3 separate regions of the Homo sapiens genome follow, and regions 1 and 3 are each linked to region 2. A link is a loop called in an ENCODE intact Hi-C map of the cell type or tissue named here. Cell type or tissue: Caco-2. All regions are shown on one strand. Links, peaks and the distances in the headings refer to the core of each region. The heading gives the core; the rest is flanking DNA. Region 1 overlaps GLIS1 (GLIS family zinc finger 1). Region 2 has its middle 26 kb from the start of DMRTB1. Region 3 overlaps GLIS1 (GLIS family zinc finger 1).

The links. Peaks named below come from ENCODE experiments on the same cell type or tissue, not always from the same donor. Only the 100,000 strongest peaks of a DNase experiment are listed, where the experiment ranks them.
Region 1: it touches region 2 in a loop (11-fold over the local background); 4 of 110 quality-filtered maps call a loop at or near these places.
Region 3: a loop joins it to region 2, with 3 times the contacts of the local background. A loop is called at or near these places in 3 of 110 quality-filtered maps.

The regions. Positions count from the first base shown.
Region 1 is chr1:53,633,573-53,639,768 of GRCh38, reverse strand. All of the region lies in intron 2 of GLIS1 (GLIS family zinc finger 1), which reads left to right. Among named protein-coding and RNA genes, the nearest start is that of GLIS1, 100 kb to the left of the region's middle. In Caco-2, for the core only: no CTCF peak of the experiment used is centred there; a DNase peak (open chromatin) is centred at 3,049.
Region 2 is chr1:53,481,587-53,489,934 of GRCh38, reverse strand. No RefSeq gene overlaps it. Among named protein-coding and RNA genes, the nearest start is that of DMRTB1, 26 kb to the right of the region's middle. RefSeq lists an enhancer at 5,488-6,108. In Caco-2, for the core only: a CTCF peak has its summit at 4,293 (motif pointing left); a DNase peak (open chromatin) is centred at 4,264.
Region 3 is chr1:53,568,178-53,576,525 of GRCh38, reverse strand. All of the region lies in intron 4 of GLIS1 (GLIS family zinc finger 1), which reads left to right. Among named protein-coding and RNA genes, the nearest start is that of DMRTB1, 110 kb to the right of the region's middle. RefSeq lists an enhancer at 1-20. In Caco-2, for the core only: no CTCF peak of the experiment used is centred there; a DNase peak (open chromatin) is centred at 3,935.

The sequences.
Region 1 (6,196 bases), core at 1-5,000, 150 kb before region 2:
GAAGCCCACAGCAGTGCTCCTGGTCCTTGAGACTGGCTTCCCAAGCCTGGAGGTTTATAAATATTCACTGAGTAAACCTGAGTATGCTGTCGGCCCAGGATAGCGGGCTGGAAAAAAAAAGCCCCACCCTGTCTCCGAGGTAAGACAGGAAAGAAAATATTATCGTCACCCTCTGGTGGATCCAGCTCTAGGCCTCCGTCAAATTGTGAATCACCTGAGAGTCTGGTTTCGCTGCAACCACAGAAAAGGGCCAGGGTTCCAACCAAAACAGCCTGTGCGCATCTGCTTGGAATTTACTGATTGATTTATGGGGTGCCTCCTGCCAGCCCCGAGAGGGACAGGCGTTCTCAGAGTGGCGGCTCAGTCCAGCCTCCCAGACGGCTGCTGCCACCCTGCGGGCCAATGGGAGATGGGAAGGAGAGCAGCCTGCAGGGAGGGGACACCTCCGAACGAGGGTGGGACTGGTGGAGCCCACTGGCACTTTCTGGATATGCCATCGCCCTGCCAGCCCGCAGCTCCCTTAGTGTAATGCTGGAGAGTGTGGCCAGTGTCATGTGGGTACTCTGCATCGGCTGGTGTGGCTTCATCTCTAGAATGACTCTGTGGGTGTAGGTATTATTGACTCATTTTACAGATGAGGAAACTGAGGCTCAGTCAGAATAAGGACTGGCTCAAAGTCACACAGTTAACCAGTGGCAGATCCTAGTTTCAATCCTTTGATTCAGGGGCCGGTGCTGTCAACCACTCTGAGAAACTGGAAGACCTTGGCGTCATCTGGTCCAAATTGTTCCTTCTGCCCTCCACTCCCTGCCCCAGTTTGTGCATGAGGAAGTCCAGACCACAAGAGGGACTGTGATTGTCTGAAACCTTCAGGTCACCCAGGGCCAACCCAGAGCCTGGCAGTCCCCCTTCTGCTATGACTTGCCTCCTGGTCAGGGCCCGCCTCGTCATGTGCTCCCCCGGCCACTCCCTCCAGGGTTTACCCTCGTTTTCATGTCCACTGGCTGCCCCTGCCCCACTCCTTGTTCTGGGTGTGGGGGGTTCTAGGGTTGGAAGGGGCTTATTGACAGGGAGGTAGGCTGGCCAGGTCCTCACGGGATGTGCAGTTGGGACATGGACACTGGACTCTCTGCCCCCAGACGCCAGGGTCTTTGCCATTGCTCCATGGGGCCTCAGAGGCCCTGCTGGGGTCATGAGGCTTTGGGATTGGGTGGCAGTGGGGTTGGGGGGCAGTGGGGAACAAGGGAGGACAGACTGGGCTCAGGACTGGCTTGGTCACAGCTAGATTCTCACTCTCTGTAGTGGCTCCTGGTTAACCCTGTGTGGGTCTCTGCGTCATCTTTCAGCTGGGGCCTGAACTGGCCTGGGGGAGGCCTGCCCCTTGGGGCCAGTGTCTGTTTTGCTCAGCTTGGTTTCCTGCAGGCAACACCCGTGTGGTTGCTGTGATGGGAACGGACCACGTTGTCTTTGGGTTATGGTATCCAGCACCATGCGGGCCTGTGGTTATCATCTGTCACAATGCAGAGAAACAAGGAACCCTCCCTTTCCCCGAGGTGCCTTCTCTGCTTCCCCTCCCACATATATTGCATCTCTCAGGCCAGGACTTCCCTGACCCTTACACCGTGTGGCCTCTGTGCTTCTCCCCGTGGCAGTCCCCACCACATGTGTGGCTCCAGACCACCAGAGTGATCCCTCTAAACCCAGATGGGATACTGGCTCCCTCCCTCTCTCAGGATTATAACGTTCAGGCTGCAGGCTTTGGCCTGCAGGGGCCAACATCTCCCATGGGTGTCCAGCTGGTCCCCTGGCACTGATGGCCCTCCAGCCAGGCCCCAGAAACACCAGCTTCCTCCATGCCCCTGTCCTCTGCACAAATGTATTCTGTTCCAGGAACACGCTTCTCTCCCCTGACTGTCTGGCCCAGGTCTGGCCATCACTGCTTGATACATGGTGAGAGCTCTGCAATTGGTAGCTGCGCAGGTGCTCACAAGGGGGATGGTGACATTTCCCCACAATGGTACAGTCACTGCGAGGCCACCAGCCAAAGCCTGCAGGACCCTTGTATGTTGGATGTGGAGTGTCTGTCCTAGGGCAGCCTAGGCCCTGCGGGTATTATTTTGAGTCTTGCCCAAGGTTATGGGTGAAAATGAGCAGCAAATCAGCCGTATGTGTACTTTTCTTCCCCTAAGACTGCAACAGTTTGACTTTGCCATCCTCAGGCTATAGTCCATATTCTTGAACCTCGGGTGTGGGAATGGGCTTTAAGGTATGTGCACCATCTTATCAGTGCATTCATGTGTTTTAGGGGAGCTGGGTCCACGGTTCTCACAGATAGAAGAGTGACCTCTCTGGTCTCATTGCTGCACTCACATCGTGTCACCCTCAGGGACCCACTTGTAGCTCCCCATCCCTGGGTATCCTCCCGTCATCACCCTCCTTCAGACATGAACATCCACTTGTCATTTATTCCTCAGTTTAGAGGCTCCTTCCTCCTGGGAGCCTCTTCTGACCTTGTGGCTGGGTGAGGTACCTGCTTGCCCCACAGACCCCTGTGGGGCTCTGGCTGTGTGGCCATTGCCAGCCTGCCGGGGGGAGCTAGGTGTCAGTGCCCACCAGCCCAGGGCTGGCACAGAGGAGCTGCCCAGTGCACAGCAGTGGAAGTGGTCTCCTAGGGAAGAAGCCAGTGCATGTTGGTGAGTGGGAAGGCCCCACTGAGGAGGCAGCATCCTTCTGTAGCTCCCATGTCCAGTCACCCTCACGTCCTGCAGCAAGCGCTCACTGCGACCTGTTGTACGTGAGGGGCTAGGGACCCAGAGGTGAGTCAGACCTCGTCCTGCCCACGAACAGAAGGAGCTGAGGTAGGGACACTGCAGCTCACAGAGTAATACAGGAGTGGTCCCTGCACTGAGTGTGGCCCCTTAGGAAGCAAAGTCAGAAACAGCGCAGGTGGAGAGTGGCGTGAGTCAGAAAATGCAGGTGAGTGCATGGGCTCCCAGAAGGCCCAGTAGGCGTCGCCGAGTGACTGAGTGAGGGAGCAGGTAGACTGAAGACAGGTGATGCTCAGGGTGAGCTGAGAGGTGACAGTGATGAGTGGGCTGGGGTCAGAGAAGCCTGGGTGTGGGTGTCAGCTCCTTCACAAGTCCTTCCTCTTCTGACTTCTCTTCCTTGCCTTTCCATGCTCCCAGAGCCTTACACAGAATGTCCAATAGGAGCAGTGATGGCAGACGTCTTGCTTCCAATATCTATTCAGCATTTTACTACCAACTGTGATATTTGCTGTTGGCTTTTTGCAAATATTCTTTATCACATTAAGGAAGCTTTTTTTTTTCTTTTCGGGGTTGGTTAATGTTTTTATTTTAAAATCATGAGTGGATGTCGAATTTTTATCAAATGCTTTTTTCTGCAATTGTTGAGATGATCATAGGGTCTTCTTTTAAAATCTACTAATGTGGTGAATAGCGTTAAGTGATTTTCTAATGTTAAATCAACTTTGAGTTCCTTGGATATACCTGACTTGGTCATGATGTATTTTTCCTGTTTTTATGCTATTGGGTTTCATTTGTTAATATTTTATTTAGAATTTTTGTGTCTGTACTCATGAATGAAATTAACTTGTAATTTTCCTTTCTTATAGCCTCCTTTTTGAGGTTTAATGCCAAAGTTTTCCTAGCCTTATACAGTGAACTGGAGAGTATTCCCCCTTTTTCTAGTCTCTGGAAGAATGAGTATAAGAATAGAATTATTTCTTTCTTGAATGTTGGATAGCAATTACTGGAAAAGCCAACTGGGTCTGGAGTTTTCTTTATGGGAAGATTTAAAACCATTAATTCAATTATGTTAATATCTATTGGACTATTTAGTTTTTCCGTTGTCTTTATCAGTTTTGATAAATTATATTTTCCTAGGAATTTGTCCATTTTGAGTACATTTCACAAATTATTTGCTTGAAATATTCATGATATTCTGTAAACATCTTTGTATTGCCTGCAGCATAAAGTGTTGTCTCAGTTTTATTCCTGACACTAGTTATTTGTGCCTCCTCCTTCTTTCTTGTGGTCTTTGTCAGTAGTTCAAGAGCTGATTTTATTCATCTTTTCAAAAAACCAGCTTTAGTCTTGTTTATGATCCTATTGTAGTGTGTGCCTGTGTATATATATTTTCTATATTGCTGACTTTTGCCTTTATAGTTTCTCTTGCTACTTCATTTTGCTTTTTTTTTTTAACATCTTGTGGTGGATATTTAACTTATTAAGTTTCAACACTTCTAACAAACACATTTAAGACATTAAAATCATAAATTTTTTCTTAGGGAATATGATAGCCATATTCCAGAAGTTTGAATATGTAGCATTTTCATTATTAATTATTTCAAAATATTTTAAATTTCCGTTATGTTTTTGATTCCGGTTGTAGGCCATGTTTCTTAATTTCCAAATATATGAGATTTCTGATTGTCTTTTTCACATGTGGCCAGAGGACATGTTTTGTTCATTTCAATTCTTTGAACTATCGAGGCTTGCTCTATGGCCCAGTCCACGGTCGGTTTCCTAAGTATTACTGTGGACCCTCCTTTCACTTGCTCAAAGCCACCACTGCTCCTGCCGTTCTCCCTTCTCTTTCCTGCATCAATTTTTGCCCCTCTCCTGGATCATCCCTATCAGCATACAATCCTGTTGTTATTTCTTGAAAAAAGAATTAAAAAAAAAACAACAACAGAGACAACCTCTGTTGACTCTACATGCAACTACAGCCTCCTTCCCATTTGTCTAAGCCTGGACTCCCCTGAAAGCAGAGATTGTCATGCTCTGGTCTAGGTAATGTTCCTGGGAAGTGATCCCAGGGAGCAGGAATGAGATGGGGGATGGAAGGCGGTGGGGAGCCAATGCATTAATGAGCTGCAGGAATGCATCTCAGTGTTGTCAAGGGGAAGCGTTTATTCGTGGGCTTCCATACCCCTGGGTCAAGGTGGCTCCAGAGGCATTAACCCCCACCCACTCTGGGGTTGGACGTGTGAGGTGGCCTCGCAGGTGCTTGCTACTGTGGAAGCTGCCTTCAATTGGCCGCAGCTGCAGTGGCTGGAATAGCGGTGGGGCCGAGAGGATGTCACAGGTGCTAGAAGAGTCCAGAGCCCATTGTTGTCTATGCCCAATGTCTCGTTTCTCTCCCCGCATTCCCTCACAAATGAACTCTAGTGAGGCCCTCCTCGCTCCACCCTCACATTGGGCAATTCTCAGGCCTCATTTTGTCTGTCTTGTAAGCAGCCTTGACACAGCTGAGCGTTCTACACGCCTGGAAACGCTTCCTTCTCACAGCTTCAGGACGCCACTCATGCCTGGTTTCCTTCCCCTCTGGCTACTCTTCCTCAACTCCCTGACTTCTAAACATTGGCGAGCTCAGGGTTTAGCCCTTGGACCCTTTCTTTTCTTTTTATATTCATTCCTTTGTGGTCTCATCTGTATTACTGCATTTCAAACACTGTCTACTTGCTATGGATCCAAAGTTATCTCCAGACCTGAGCTGGCTCCTAAACTGCAGATCTGCTGGTAGACACTGTTCAGCATTTCCATTTGTGTGTCTAAACATGTCTAAAACTTTTGTGACCAGCATCCGGCTCCTGATGTCCTCCCCAAACCCGTTCCTTCTCCCATCGTCTCCATCCCAGGAAACGGCAACTCCATCTTTATAAGACTTCAGGATGAAAACTTTGGCGCCATCCTTGGCCTTTCTCTCTTACTCCCTGATAACTGATTTGTTGATAAATCCCGATGCCTCTGCACTCACAGTGGATCTGGAATCCAGCTACTTCACCCACTCTTGGCTGAAGCCGCCATGATTCTCTGTTCACTGGTGGATTCGTGATCTCATAACTGGTCTCTCTGCCATTGCACCCATTGGCACAGTGGCCAAAGTGATCCTGTTAAAGTGGTTCTCAGCTGGGGCAATTTCTCCCCCTATCCCCCCCACGCCGAGACATTTTTGATTCTCACACCTGGGTGTGTGCACGCATGCATGTGGATGTTACTAACCATCCTGCAATGCATAAGACAGCCCCCAAGAACAAAGAATTATCCAGCCCCAAATGTCAGTAGTGCTAGGATTGACACACGCAGTGTTGAGACACAAGAAATGTTGCTTTTCTGCCTAAAACTCACGAAGTCCTAATTTCTTCCAGACATGGAGGTAAAGGAAGAGCCAC
Region 2 (8,348 bases), core at 1,650-6,649:
AAGCCTCACCCGTCCAATCAGGCTCACAGAGCTTCCCATTGGCTTTTTAGTGCCTCACTCTTATACCAGTCATCTACCAAGGATCACCAGGAACAAACAAACAAACAAAAGCTGGGGGAAACAGAGATAATGCAGGCAGCAGAAAAAAACCAAAACCAACAAACAGAAAAGATAACCAAAATTAAAGCTCTGATAGAAAGTTTGAAGGTAAGAGAGTAAGCACATAAATGAAAAATAGGGAAAAATTAATGAGAAGGTTTGAATATCAATCCAGGAAGTTGGTATCTGACCAATAAAAATTCCCGGCTGGGCGCAGTGGCTCGCACCTGTAATCCCAGCACTTTGGGAGGCCAAGGTGGGTGGATCACGAGGTCAGGAGTTCAAGACCAGCCTTGCCAAGATGGTAAAGCCCCATCTCTACTAAAAATACAAAAATTAGCCAGGCTTGGTGGCGGACACCTGTAATCCTAGCTACTTGAGAGGCTGAGGTAGGAGAATCGCTTGAACCTGGGAGATGGAGCTTGCAGTGAGCCAAGATCATGCCACTGCACTCCAGCCTGGGTGACAGAGCAAGACTCCATTTCAAAAAAAAAAAAGTTCCGGAAAGGGGGAAAAGAGAACATGGAGGAAAGAACGTTATCAAAGAAGCAACAGAAGAAAAATGTTGAAGACCAAGGGATATAAGCCACCAGCTTGACAGGGCTCACTGAGTGCCCAGTGCTACAGATTAAAAGGGCCCGTGCCAAGACATGGCATTCGAAAAGTTCTGAAGAGCAGGGATGAAGGAGGGATCCTAAAAGGAGAAGGAGGAGGAAAAAAAGAAAGCCTCTTACAAAAATATGAAACAGTATCTCATCACATTTCTCAAAGCAACACTGGGAGATAGAAAACTGTAGAGCAAAAGACTTAAAATTTTTCAATGAAAGCAATTTTTAATCCAGGATTCTATGCCCAGCTGAACTATTAATCAAGGGTGAGCATAGAATAAGGAATTTTCAGACGTGCGAAAACTACAAAAAAAAATTGTTTTCTTTTTTTTTTTTTGAGACAGGGTCTTACTCTGTCACCCAGGCTGGAGTGCAGTGGTGTGATCTCGGCTCACTGCAGCCTCCACCTCCCAGGCTCATGAACCTCCCACCTTGGCCTCCCCAGTAGCTGGGACTACAGGCGTGCACCACCACACAATTTTTGTTTTGTTTTGTTTTTTTAGAGACAGGGTTTCACCATGCTGCCCAAGCTGGTCTCAAATTGCTGAGCTCAAGTGATCCACTCGCCTGGCCTCCCAAAGTACTGGGATTATGGGTATTAGCCACCGCGCACTGCCAAAAAGAAGTATTTTCTAAATTTTTTTTCAAAAAGTTATCAGAGGAAAGCTCTCCTAAACTGAGGGAATAAGCCAAGACCTCTTGCAAACAAGGATCCCAGTGCAGGAGAGTGGCAAGCAGAGTCCAAGTGGACAGCTGGGTTGTAGGAAGTGGAGGGCTGGTCCAGGGCTAGCAGAGCCAGATGCTTGGATGCATTGGTGGGTATGAGAGTGATGTGAGAGGTGCTGGACGTCGCTATTAGAAGGTCTGGGGAAGAATTAGCAATAGAAACGTAGACAGCTAGGCCAGTGAGAAAACAGGCAATTATTAATTCCAGAAAACGGTAAAAGCATGAGGAAAAGAAACTAATCAGATTACAGTACTTGGATTAGTAAATATTTACATAATCATGACAACATAAATCCAGAATATCGATTTAGTGAAAACGTATGTGCTCTGACTACCAGGAGCTGGGGAAGAGGAAGTGTGGGAGCGTCGGGAGAAAGGCAGGTTCCCACTGCCCTGCCCAGGAAGCCCATAGAAATGTCTCTCGGAGGAGCGAGAAACAGCGATTTTTTGTTTGTTTGTTTTAGACGGAGTCTCACTCTGTTGCCCAGGCTGGAGTGCAGTGGCGCAATCTCGGCTCACTGCAAGCTCTGCCTCCCGGGTTCACGCCATTCTCCTGCCTCAGCCTCCTGAGTAGCTGGGACTACAGGCGCCCGCCACCACACCTCACTATTTTTTATATTTTTAGTAGAGACGGGGGAAACAGCGTTTTTAACATGCTGGACTGAGGTATGAAAGGGAAGACAGAAGCAGCTTGAGGACTTGAGCAGCTGCCTCTGGAAAGTGGAACTGGGTTGGAACTGGTTGAGATGGGGATAATTTGAGGACTGTTGGTTTTCTTTCTTGGCCAATAGTTCCATTAGATTTTTTGAAACAATGTGTTTATATTACTTTAGGAAAAATAAACATGAATGATCAGTAGGTATAATTAATCCATCCTGGCAGAGAAGACACGGAGGCTCAACAAGTCTAAGGGACTCGCACAAGACCCTGGCGTGGCCACGTCAGGATGGTGCCAGAGCCCTCCACTGCCAGGTCACTCTTGGTGCCAGTGACCAGAAGCATGATGGCAGGAAGGATGAACACTGGAACCTTACCACGCTGACTCTCAAGAGGCAAGTCCGCTTGACCCTCCAACCCTGGAAGAACAGCTTTTAAAAAGTTCCATCCATTTACAGTATGGCTGGTGAAGTCAGCTGAGTTCAGAAGAAATGTATGACCATAATTTTTATTTATTTGATCCAAAAGCTTTACTTTCAAAGAGAGGGATAAATATGAGACCAGGGGAAATTCTTCTCAATCATCATGAATTCCCAGGCCACAAAGCAGGGAGGACAATTTCCATAATATTCCACCTTATTCTGTACATGTTTCCAGGCAGCCTTTGATGCTGCAGCTTAGAAAGCAGCCCAGAGCCTCTTGCTCTAAAACAAATCAGCAGCTCCCCGCCTCCCCTTCCCCACCGCCTCCCCTTCCCCACTGCCTCCATCCCCACCCATTTCCACCAAATTTTGCAACCTCAGCTCCCACCCACCCCACTCCATTGCCTCCTTCCCAACCTGCATTCCAGTGGGGACAGCTTGACACTAGAGTGTGGTGTTCGGGGGGTGCCAGGGCTCCTGCCAGGAGTGGGTTCACAGAGTTCACCAGCCATGGGAGTCCTCAGGATGGTGGGAGACTTTCAAGTAAAAGGACAGTTGCAGAGCGGTGTGAGACACGCCCAGGCTCTCCCAGCCCCAGTTTAAGGTTCAAAGGCCTTGGTGAGGGCTCTGCCCCTCTGTACCTGAGCCCTGGCCCTCCTCCTGTCACTCAGCCTTCTCCCTGGCCCTGCTCTTTTCAGCCTTGCCTCTTGCTTCCAGGCCTTTGTCCGTGCTGTTCCTTCTGTCCGGAGCACTCTTCCTTCAAGCTTCCCAGGTGCAATGATCACATTGCACTCATTGCTTGCTGTAGGTGAGTGTCTCCCCTCTAGCCTGCGAGTCTCTCGGAGGCTGGACTGGTTGTAAATTCTCTCTGAGCACCCTGGGCACAGCAAGGGCCCCCCATGGGTTGATGCCTGTTAAACAAAGGAAGAAAGGGATAAATGTGACTTTGGGGCTCGGCAGCAGCAGTCCAGCCTCGTGCCCTTAACAAGCTACCTTCATCTATAGAGTGGCTTCTCATAGGGTTGTCTCACACCCAACCCTGCCTTCAGATCCACTTGGGGCAAGTACTCCAAATGCAGATTCCTGGCCTCCCCACAGAGCATCTAACATTGGAAGCCCCTGCACCAGGGCTGCATTTGGACTCAGTGCTCTTTCTGTGAGGAGACCGCCTTCTACTGGGCTGGTTTGTGTATCTGCAGCTCCTAACCCTGGTCCCGTGTGGTTTCTGACTGGGTACTCGCAGCAAATAGAGAAGAAACAGCCCACCCTAGCCCCAGAGCCCAGAGTGCAGCCTTCCCTGCAGCGGGGATTTTCAGGCAGGTGAGCGTGAAAGCATGCAGTGGCCTGTGCCTCAGTTTCCTCACCAACATAGTCCTGGTGACTTCCCACGTGCTTGTGGAGGTCGGGCTGGTGAATAAATATCCTCGGAGCTGGGAGGCGTCCTTACAGGCAAGAGCACTCACGGGGCCCCACGGGGCATGGGTGGGGCCGGGCAGGGAGGCATAGGCCCCGTGGGCCCTCTCTCAGCCCGTGCCTCCCATCCACCCCTCCACTTCCACACCACCTGGGTGAGGAGGGCACCACCACGGACCAACGGAAATGGGGGCCTAGAGGGCACTGGCAGGACTGGCCGCAAGTCTCTGATGGAGGACAGGAGAGACCCTGCTTCATGGAAACTCAAAATTGTCATCGCAGCTCACATCCCCTTGGAAACACATTGAGTAAAGACGAGAGCGTCCCAGTCTCCGCTTGGAGGAGGGCTTGGGCTAGGTCCTGGCGCCCCCTCGCGGCCACTCCTTTGCCTTCCCCACAAGCCCCTGGCCATAAATAAACCAAGTCGTCAGGGAAGATTGGAACCCAAAGAACCTTGGAGGCTGCTGATCCCCGCTGGCCCCCACAGACCCCTTCCCTCGTCTCTTCCTCCCTATTTCTGTCCTCCTGGTGATAGCCTAATTTGTAAAGGATGTGTTGACACTCACTTGTCTCTTACCACCTCACGATCACTCCAATACCCTTCTTGTTCTCTTTAGTGCCACTCTCAGCCCACTACTCGGAACCCAGGCCTCTCCCGCCTGTCCCGGCTTTCTTTCCATCCCCCGGCTGCCTCCTTTTCAGGCTTCCGTCCCTGTCCGCAGGCACCCTGCCCCTTAGGACTGCACACCACATCTGCGCGGACAGCATCCGCTCTCCATCCCCAGTGCAGGGTGCCCTCCTGAGCTCAGCCCCAGGAAGCTGCCCCCCACCCCTTCTGCAGCTTCTCACAGACATTCCTGCTCAGCACCCCAAAACCCTTCTCCTACTTTCCCATCTCAGCACATCACCCACTTAGGCCAGAGATCCGGGTGCTGTCCTGATTCTTGGCTGAGACTCCCCTAAGAAGGGGTCTCACAGGCTCCAAATGGCACCTGGGTCTCCAGAGCCAGCTCAGCAGACAGCACATCTCATCCCTGTTAGCTGGCTGCATACACTGGGTGTGCTGAGTCTCCCGGAGGTAGAGGCGAGTGGGACAAAGTGAAACTGCGTCCTCCTGACCAACAGACAGGGATGGGAGCTGGCCCGGCCCAGGCCCGGCATGGCCTCACCATACACTGTGCCTGCGCTCCCTGGACTCCAGGCCTCCGAAGATGCTGTTCCTTCTGCCTGGGACACCCTTCTGTACAATACTAATGCCTTCTTGCTCCTTGACACCAAGCCCGTGTGTCACTTTTTGGGAAGCATTCACTGATGCCCAGGCTGGTAGCCTCTAAGGCATGATCCCGTGCGACCTGGCCCCTGCCTCTCAGCCCTGGGGAGTTTCTATTAGCTCCTCAAATATGAAAACCTTGTTCCCGCCTGAGAGCCTTTACACATGCCACTTTTTCTGCTGGGACCCACCTCTGTCTACCCTGTCCCTTGTTTCCACCAAGGAAAGCTTCCCTGCCTCTTCCAGCAGATCAGGGTCCTCCCATGTCCCCCAGACCCAGTCTCCCTGAATCTCAGTGCTGCTCCTCGGGGGTCAGTCTGCACACATCTGTCTCCTATAGAAATAACGATAACCCTTCCCAGCACCTGCTCTCCCACTGAGGCCTAAGCACTTTGCATACATTCATCCTTTATCACATGTCATAACCCCATCGTTACCCTTGTTTACAGATGGGGAAGTGAGGTCCTATGTCCTCCATCCAAAGCCTGAGTCGAGCACACGATCTGTGCCGGGGAGGGCTTCCCGACCCAGAGCTCTGACAGAACAGACGCCTCCAAATCTTGTTTAAATGGAAAGCAGCCTCGGGGCCGTTCCCACCACTGCCAGCCCTGGATGAAGGCCGGGCAGCCCCTTTCATGCTCTTTATTCTTTTGAACAAATTGTGAGTTTTACAGGATATCCAAGGCCTGTGGTGGCAAACACATGTTCCCATGGTGAGAACCATTGGACCTGCTGGGCACAGGGCTGTGAGTGCAGCTGAATGGCCACCCAGGCCCCTCCTGCCCCTGCTCTGCTGCACCTGGGCCCCCTTGAGCAGGGCCACATCCTAGCTGCCCCATTGGCCACTTCAGAGAGAGGACACAGCTCCCCTACCCCACCCTGGTGTCCCCTTCACACCCCTGGCTCCCACACTCACGGGCCTGACCCCCTCCCACCTCTGCAGAGGCTGCAGCCTCACAGCAGCCCAGGAAAGGGCACTGCTATCATTCCACTCGCAGAGAAGCCAGCTTAGAGAAGGGGAGGTAACTTGCCTGAGGTCACACAGCTGGGTCGGGAAGAAGCTGCGAATTAGAACTCAGGTCTCCTGGCTGCAAAGCTGATGCTCCCCACAACAGCATCATCTATGCCACCAAGGCCAAGAAAGCAGAAAGGTCTGTGTCCCTTGTGCCCTTCGCGTTGCCCTGCATTTACACTGAAAAAGCTGGAAGCGCTTGGAGGCAGAGATGCTGCATTCCAGGCCTGGCTCTGCTCCTCGGGAAGTCACTCACCTCCCCAGGCCTTGGTTTCCCCTTCTGAAAACAAGGAGGATGAACCTGCGCTGTGTAGCCCCCATGCTTCAAAGAACGCAGCCTGGCTGAGTGGCCTCAGGCACTGTCACCTTTCCCGGGTCACACCGCTCTGGATGGTGCCTGTTAGTAAGAAGGTTCTCCACATCCTCCTTCCACCACTTTTGCAGGTAGCCCTCAGGAGCATCCATAACAGCTGAGGATGTTTTAATCTAACGTGCATTCTCCAGCCACAACTTTGATTTTCAAAATAAAGTAACAAGTGCCCCCTAAAAACTGTGAAACTATATAGACTCAAAACGAGCAACCCCCTCTTTTCTGAGGGCCATATTTGGGGAGAACCTCTTGCCTCATATTGAAGCACATGTAGTAGCTGCCCTTCCTCAAGGGCCTAGGGGAGTGCTCTGGCTGCCGGAGGCCTCCTCTGGGGCTTGGATCCTAACACACTTTGAAGCCTGGGGCGTGTTCGGACCTGCTTGGCATGACATTCAAGGCCCTTCCGGCATCTGTTCTCCAACCGCTTCCAGCGCATCTCTTGCCCCACCCTCTCACCCTGTGCTCCAGCCACATCTGCTGGAGTCCCTCCCTTAGCCCCCCAGGAATACTTTGCCCTCAAGGGGACAGATGTTTGGAGGGGAGGGCTACAGAGCCCAGTGGGTTGGGGCAGGCATCTGAGAAGATGCCATCAAGCTGAACCAGAATGAGGACGAGCCAGGCAAGGAGAGCATTCCTGGGAGAGGAAACGGTAGGAGCAAAGGCCCAAGGTGGGGACGAGCTCAAAGGAATGGAGAAAGGCCAGTGTGGCTGGCATGCGGGGGGTGAGAGAAAGGAAGGGGAGTAGCAGGTGTGGGGAGAGGTGGACCAACAAGGACCTGGGCAGTGACATCCACAGCAGCCCTGCTCCCCGCAGCGTAACCTGCATGCCCACATGCCAGAGGAAGAGCACGAGAACCCCAGGATGCCCCCAGAGTACCCTGTAGCAGAGAAGGCAGCAGCACACAACACCACACCATGGGTGAATGTGAGCAACGTCATATTCAGTGAGGAAGCCTCGCCCCAAAGACTACATCCTAAAACAGCTGTTCAAAAGACCATCTAGGCATACACATGGATGCAATGAAATCCAACAAGCAAAGCAAGTGCAGGAGGCAAAGGGATTCCGGGTTCTGGCTGCTGAGGCCGGAGAGGTGAGAGTCAATGGGGGTCCGCTGGCTGGAGGTCAGATACTGTCCGGGCCTGGATTTTTGTCTGGAGCAATGGATTCATGGGTGCTTATCACATTATTAAAAACAAACAAACAAACAAGTGAAGGTGTCCTGGACCAATGATGAGTGTCTCTCATGTACCAACCTGGTGGGGGCCAGATGGCTCCAAATCTCAAGGCCCAGGCCAAGGGTCAGGGGGTTATTTGAAGAGCAGTAGAGGCCATTGGTGGGTTGGGGGCAGGGGACTGACCTGATGCGTGTCGTGTGGGGGTGGTTACTCTCCCTCTGCAGGTCACAAGCAGATGCAGCCTCCACCCTGCTCCGTGTGCAGGGGGCTGACCCCCACAGACAGCATCTCCTGGGCTCCTGCACTCTCTGGCTTCCAGTAGGAGACCAGCAGGCAGGAGGTAACAGAATTTGGAATTCTCCTCTGAAAGGTACATGGCTATACCTTGTACCATCTGCCAGTAGATAAGAGGCATGGTGCTGGCAGGACCTCTGGATTTCCGAGGATGCGTACACCACACCTGGGAGTGCGGCTCTGACCTACTTCCTGGGAAACTGGTGAGGCTGCCAGTTTTGGAGGGGCTCCAAGTAAGAAAGGGCTGTGCATTAGGTCTGGCTACAGTGCGAGCTGCCCTGACACACAGACCTTGTGACCC
Region 3 (8,348 bases), core at 1,919-6,918, 86 kb before region 2:
AGGTCAGGGGTGCACTAGCTAACTAGCTGGAAGAAGAGGCAGCTGTGCTCAGTGATCACCATGGCCATCTGCCAGGAATTGCTTGAGGGTTTTACATGGGTCATCTCACACTGCAAAATAGGTATTATTCTCTCTCTTTTATGGATGAGGAAATGGGACACAGCAAAGTTAAGTCACGTATGCTTGGTCACACAGCTAGTGCTGGAGCTGAGATTGTCCCTGCATCTGATGCCCCAGTAGGATGTGTGGATCTGGGAGGGGGCATTGAGGAGGATGGAGGAGAGAGGATTTGGGGAAGGAGACCAGGATAGGAAGTCACCCAATGTGGCTGGGCCTGGATCAGGGAGGAAGCCTGGCCTCAGAAACAGGGCCTTTGCTGAGTGTGGAGTGTGAAGTACCCGGGGTACACGTCTCCAGGAGCTGGTGAGGGGGACGGGTAGGAAAGGGGCGGTGGGCATCTGAGGTGAGGAGGCAGAGAAAGCAAGTCTGTCTCCTCTGAGGGTGTTTTGCTAAGCCCTGGGGTGCAGCAAGCACGGTGTGGAGTGATGACTTTGACTGTCCTTTCCCTGGGGACACACAAGAGCAGAGTGGTTTTGGTTGTTCGTGCCCACTGTACCCCCTTGGGGCCCTCTTTGATCTCCTCCTGACTGTGCATGTGCCCTGTGTCTTACAGAGGGGACCCGCAGGGCGGCATAATCAGAGGGCATTACAGAATCCTCCTGTGTAGCCCCTCCTGCACCCATCCCAGCCCAGTGCTGCTCCTGCATGGGTGTCACTGTTTGTGTGTGTTCATTCATTCACTCAATCCTGCATTCATTCACCAAGCACCTGCTCCATGTCCTGCCTTGTGCTGAGTGTTGGCCACACAGCCAGGAATCTTGCCCTGGAAGTGCTCATAGTCCAGACAAGGAGAGCCACTTGTGACCCAAGTCACACAACCAACCACGGGATGGATACCCTGAGGGAAGACAGGCAGGAGCTCAGAGGAGGGGACTTGGACACTAGGGCCCCGTGTGGGGAGGAAAGCTTGATAAGAACTACCGAGGTGCTAAAGGACAGGAAGGGTGTCCCAGGAGAGGGACCAGCATAGGCAAAGCTTGGAGATGAGAGTTGTGTGAGGCCCAGAGCATGGAGTGATGGAGGAGGCCAAAGAGGCAGGCAGGGGCCCGGTGATGGGGGACTGTAGATGTCAGACTGAGGAGCTTGGGCTTTGTCTTCAGGGCTGCAGAGACCGCAGGAGGGTTGAAGCAGGGGGGCGTGAGGCGTGTGTGAACAGAGGCTTGTGTGAGCTTCCTGTTCCCCGTGAGGGCCAGCGCCCATAGGCAGCCGGGATGTTAATTGCAATCTGTGCTCCGTTCTTGATAACTCACAGATAATTTAATTCTAGAAATTTTTCCAAGAACATAGTATCTTTAGTTGCCATTTCCCAGGGTTTAATAACCCCTTTTCTCCAGATTTATATAGGCTGCTGGAAAGTACTGTGCTTGCAAGCAGTTTTCCAACTTGGCCCAAGTATCCTCTGTGTTGGGCCAAGGTGTCCAGTGAGGGCCCAGATGAGATGTGAGGTTCAGACCGGGGCTGCCCACCCTGCCCCCGGAGTGATCACACCATTTGTTAAGAGAGTTGCTGTGAAGGAGCCTGACTGTGGGCGAGGGAAGACATCCTCCCTCCAACGGGCCTGTGGCCAAACCTTGACTAAACTCAGCCCTCCTGCCCCAGCTTTTTACCACATTCACAGCTAGACCCCATGGCCCCATGAGGATCACAGTGCCCCTTGCTAATGGTACAGCTGGAATGACAAATGTGGCTTAGACACAAGGCCCAGGTGGGGCTGCTTCCTTTACTCATATTGGGGACCAGCAGACATCATGACCCACCAGCCTCTCCAGGCAGAGAAAGGGTGAGAAACTTCTTCCCCAAAACTAGTCCCCAGGGCTTGCTGTGCTGTGTGACCGGGGGAAAGTCACTTTACCTTTCTGAAGCTTCTGTTTCCTCACCTGTACAATGGTGTTTAGGTGGGTGTCCCAGAGCAGAGCCTGAGAGGGGGATTAGTATACAGGTAATCTCCCAGGGGAGACTGCGTGGGAGGCCCTGCTGCTTGTGGCAGTAATGATGCCTGTCTTCCAAGGTGAGAAGTGTTCATTCATTCAATAATCTTATTGAGTACCCAGAATATGCCAGGCCATGTGCATGTTCTGGGTACAGAGCGGTGCATATTCTGGGACAGAGCAGTGAATGGGACCTGAGGTGAAGGCAGGCTGGATGGGGCAGTGGCAGGGGAAGCTGACCAAAGGCCCAGTGATATGTGTGGAAACTGAGGCTCAGAGCTGTGCTGGACCAGGGAGGGCCTCACGGACAGTGCCCTGGAAGGAACTTGGAACCAGGACCACAGAGGTGTGGGTGGTCTCAGAGTGGTGAGGCCCCACCCAGATCACGGAGTTCTGCCATCTGAGTGCCTGGAGCCGGCTGCAGGATGGAGCAGCAGTTGGTCTATCTTTGCAGGAGCTGGCTGGCCTGCAGCAGCTGCTGCTCTAATAGTCATTGCCTTACCATTTGTAGTGCATGGAATGGAGCAGAAAGGATGCCCTGAGTGTCTGTTTATGCTGTTTCTAAAAGAGCCCCTTAGATGCCAGGCTTGCTGAGCAACCAAGGAGAAATCTGTGGTCTCCAGCATTAGCCGGAGCCACTCCGAAGGGATGTTTTCAGGGTATACCAAGTCCATTTCTAGGAAAGCACTGAGGCTGCCTCCCTCAAGAAGCTCCGACCCTGACACCCTGGCTTCTGACATTCCTGTGTCTGAGGGCCCATGTGTGCATGCATCTGCGTGCTCCTCACACCACGTCTCTAACTGTGCATGTGTGTGTGCGTGTACATGTGCATGTGCTTGTGTGGCACATTTGTATGGTTGAACGTGTTACATGGGTCAAGATGTCATGTGTCCTCCTGTGTGTTAGTTTTTGACCATGTAACTATGTGTACGTGTGGCTGTGTGTGTCTGCACATCTCTGTGTGTGTCCATACAACGTAGGTCTGGGAATGTGGGCTCTATAAGCCTGAGGAGGGCACCATTCCTTCAGGCCGGGGTGGTCAGAGGAAGTACACCAAGAAGGGTGGGCTGGATTGGGCCCTGGAGAGTGGACATAAATTGGAGGGGGTGGAGGGTCTCCCCCCACCGCCACTGTCCTTCCCCCATTCTCAAAGCTTAGAGGGAGAAAGCTATTGAAATAGGTTTCAGCTCTGTACCAGGATGGACTTTCTAACAGGCGGCACCTTCCCCAGCAGACAGAAGGGATGAGGTTTCCATCCCCAAAGTGTGGGAGCAGAGGCTGGCCTGCCACTTGGTAATTGAGCTCAGTAAACATTCGCTGAAGCTCTGTATTCCATACCAGGGCTCGCATTGGACCCTGGGACACAGACATAATTCAGCTTGAGTTCCAGCCCTCAAGAAGATGGACCCATAAACTGCTGGTGGTAACCTGTAAGACTGGTTCTCCAAAGAAAAATACAAAACACAGTGACTGAGCCTTTGGTGTGCTAGGCTCTGTTCTGAGCACACTAACACTTTTGAGCTAGGTGCTGTTTTACAAATGACAGACTCAAGCCCAAGCAGTGAAGCAGCTTGCTTGACTGTGCCTGCAGCAAGCAGAGGCGCAGCTAGGATTGGAGCCTTCACCCCTGAGACAGGAGGCCTTGGGGCCACTGACCCTCCTCCCTTGCCCCAGCTCCAGGCAATGGGGTCAGCCAGAGCCAGAAAGAGGCATGTTTCTGTCCCCAGAGCTCATATGTGTCCAATAGGTTCCTGTGCCATCCTGCTGGCTCCTTGCCAGCCATTCTCTGAGAGCTCTCAGCACTGGGCTGTGTTATTAATCACCAAGGCCTGGAGGCTGCTGCAGTGCCTGCTGAGAATTTTAATCCACCAGGAATGTAAACGTCCCCTGACTGCACGGAGGCTGTTGGCCATGGTGCCACCTGATGTAGTTGCTCCTATGACAGGGCTGGAAAGAGTCTCCCCACTGCAGCCCAAAGGGAGGTGGGCAAACAGGTAGAGAGGACAGCTGGTGTCGTGGAAGGAGCACTGGATCAGGTGGATGGGGTGTCTGGGTCCTTGCCCTGCCAGTGACTGCGCTGATCTTTATTAATAGTAAAAATAAAAGTAGTAAATGCTCAGTGTTTCATACATGCCAGATACTGTGCTGCAATAGGATGAGCTCCCAATACCCACAGGGGAGGTGTCACCATTCTCATTTTACAGATGGAGAAATAAATGGAAGCTTAGAGAAGGAAAGATACTTGTCAGGGCAATGCTCTGGGAAGTGGAGACACCAGGATTTGCATAAGTACTATTTGGCCCCAGAGCCCTGACTCATGTTTAATTTTTTAATTATATCATATTTGATATATTCAAGAGAATACATGCAAATATGTGTAAGCAATAAAGCATAACAAAATGAACATCTGTGAATTCCTGGAACTACTGCCTATTTTCTGTTTAGTGTTCGCTGCTTTCTTTAACATGATTTCATCACACATATGTATCCTTAAACAATATATTGTTTGGTTTTGCTTGGTTTAAAGCTTTATAAAAATAGTCTCATACTGTATGTGGTCTCTGCAGTTTTTTCACTTAATATTATATTTTTAAGATTTTGGCCGGGCGTGGTGGCTCACGCCTGTAATCCCAGCACTTTAGGAGGCTGAGGCGGGCGGATCACGAGGTCAGGAGATCGAGACCATCCTGGCTAACACGGTGAAACCCCGTCTGTACTAAAAATACAAAAAAAATTAGCCGGGCATGGTGGCGGGCGCCTATAGTCCCAGCTACTTGGGAGGCTGAGGCAGGAGAATGGCATGAACCTGGGAGGTGGAGCTTGCAGCGAGCCCAGATCGTGCCACTGCACTCCAGACTGAGTGACAGAGTGAGACTCTGTCTCAAAAAAAAAAAATTTTTATCCATATTATTGTGTGCAGCTATAATTCATTCATTTTCACTACTGTATACTATTACATTCTGTGAATAACTCAAACTTTAATCATTCTCTTGTTGATGGACATTTGGGTTGTTTCAGTTTTCTGCTAGTACAAACAACGCTGCTGTGAATATTCTTGTTCATGTCTCTTTTTGAACCTATGGAACATTTTCACTAGAATGTGTGCCTAGAAATGAAATTGCTGGCTTAGGGAATGTATGAAAATGCCGGCTTGTTTTCAAAAGTGGTTGTTCCGCTTATACTCGCACCTACAGCATATTGAAGTCCTGTGGTTCTATGTCCTCAAAAATGTTATGTAACTATGCCAGTTTGGCAGGTGTGAAATGGCATCTCGTGGTCTTAATTTTCATTTTTAGCTGATTACTAATGAGGTTGAGCACTTTTCACAGTTTATAGGCCATTTGTGTTTCCTCTTCTGTAAAAGTCCTTTCACGTCCTCTGCCCATTTTTCTATTGGTTGTTTGTCTTTTTCTTATTGATTTATAGGAATTCTTGATATTTTCTGTCAGTTTGTGACTTAGCTTCACTTTCCTGATGGTATTTTTTTTTAGTAGAAGCTTTTCATTTTCATGAGTGGAATTTATCAATCTTTCCTTTTATTGTTTGTATTTTTGTGTCTGCAGTAAAATGTCCTTCTCTACCTTAATGCTACAGATAAATCCTCTGATAATGGGAGGGCTTATTTTACATTTTTACTTTCACATTTATTTTTAATCCATTGGAATTAGAGTATATGGTATGAGGTAGGAATCCAGTTTGATTTGTTTCCAGCTGGATATCCAGCTATTCTGGGAGCCGTTTGTTGGATTGCCTATCTTTTTACTAGTGATCTGCAAATCCAGTGATCTGTAGTGCCACTCTGTCATATATCAGAGACTCTGTATATCTATGAGCCTATTTCTGGGCACTTCTGTTCTATTACTGAGTTTTTCTACCCCTGCACCAATACCACAGCACATTAATTACCATAGTTTCATAAAAAGTTTTTGCTAGTATCTAGTAGAAAAGTCCATCCCCGCTATTTCCCACCCCAGTCTTGTTTTAGTGTTCCTTGGCTTTTCTTGGACTTTGCTCTTCCATATGTGTATTTTGGAATCAACTTTAAAATTTCCACGAAGCCAGGTGCAGTGGCTTACACTCGTAATACCAGCTACTTGTGAGACTGGGGTGGGAGGATTGTTTGAGGCCAGGAGTTTGAGACCAGTCTGGGCAACATAGTAAGACCCCCATCTCTAAACAATTTTTTTTTTTTTTAAATTAGCCAAGAATGGTGCTCGCCTGTAGTCCCAGTGACTTGGGAGGCTGAGGTAGGAAGATTGCTTGAGCCCAGGAGTTCAAGTCTTCAGTAAACTATCTATTATAAATACCAGTGCACTCCAGCCTGGGTGATGGAGTAAGATCTCAACTCAAATAATAAAAAAAGAAAGAGAGAAAGGAAAAAGAGGTCAGGGAGAGGGAGGGAAAGAAAGAAATTTCTATGGAAAACCTTGATTAGATTTTGATTGGAATTCCATTTACTCTATAGATCAATTTGGTTGGGGGGAACGGGAATAGGACCTCTTTATATGATTATTAATTCTTATTGTTCATAAACATGTTCTTTGTGACTTTCTACAGTGTTTTATATTTTTCTCTATATATGTATTATATATCTTTCTTTTAAAGATGTATTATAAGTCTTCTTATGCTTTTTGTTGTGATTGTGAATTTTATCTTTTTTAATTACTTTTTTATTTGTTCCTGGTGAATAGAAATAAAATCGCTTTTTAAATATTTATATTATACCCAGCCAACTTGCCAAATTCTCTTATTATTTCTATTCATTTTTGTGTAGATTCTTTTGATATTTCTATATAGACTTTCATAGATGTGAATAAAGAACATTTTATTCCTTTTCAATTTTTATACTTTGTTTTATCTTTTTCAGAAATAATGATAGTAGACCTCCTTGTCTTGCTCCTGATTTTAAATGCTTCCAATATTTTACCATTAAGTGTAATATCTCCTATAGGATTTTTATGGACTCTTTCTCTCAGATTAAAGGCTTTTTTAAAAAAAAAAATAGACTTTCTTTTTTAGAGCAGTTTTAGGTTCACGGCAAAACAGAGTGGAAGGTACATGGAGTTACCCTATACCCCTGCCCTCACACACGCAGCCTCCCCTGCTATCAACATCTCACACCAGAGTGGTGCATTTGTTACGATCAACGAACCTACATTGACACATCATTATCACCCAAAGTCCATAGTTTACATTAAGGTTCATTCTTGGTATTGTACATTCTGTGGATTTGGACAAAGGTATAATGACATGTATCTACCATTATAGGACCACACACAATAGTTTTTCTGCTCTAAAAGTCCTCTGTGTGCTGCCTGTTTATCCCTCCTTCCCTTGGCAACCACCGATGTTTTCACTGTCTCCTTAGTTTGTACTTTTTCAGAGTGTCATATGGTTGGAATCATACAGTATGTAGCCTTCTCAGATTGGCATATTTCATTTAGTAATATGCATTTAAGTTTCTTCCAGGTCTTTTTATAGCTCAATAGCTCATTCCTTTTCACTACTGAATAATATTCCATTGTCTAGATGCAACACAGTTTACTTACCCATTCACCTACTGTATTAGTCTGTTCTCACACTGCTATAAAGAACTACCTGAGACTGGGTAATTTATGAAGAAAAGAGGTTTAATTGACTCACAGAGCCACAGGCTTAACAGGAAGCGTGACTGGGAGAGCTCAGGAAATTTACACTTATGGTGTAAGGTGAAGGGGAAGCAAGCATGTCTTATCATGGTGGAGCAGGAGACAGAGAAGGGGGAGGTGCCACACACTTTTAAATGATTAGATCTTGTGAGGACTCACTCACTATCACAAGACAGGGGAAATCCGCCCATGATCCAATCACCTCCTACCAGGCCCCTTCCCTGATACCTGGGGATTACAATTTGAGATGAAATTTGGGTGGGGACACAGAGCCAAACCATATCATTCCACCCCTGCACCTCCCAAATCTCATGTCCTTCTCACATTTAAAAACCAATCACGCCTTCCCAATAGTCCCCCAAAGTCTTAACTAATTCCAGCGTTAACTCAAAAGTCTGAGTCCAAAGTCTCATCTGAGACAAGACAAGTCCCTCCCACCTACGAGCCTGTTAAATAAAAAATAAGTTTGTTACTTTCAATATACAATAGGGGCTACAGGCATTGGGTAAATTATCCCATTGAAAAAGGGAGAAATTGGTCAAAACAAAGGGGCTACAGGCCCCAGGCAAGTCCAAAACCCAATAGGGTAGTCATTAAATCTTAAAGCTCTGAAATAATCTCCTTTGACTCCATGTCTCACATCCAGGGCATG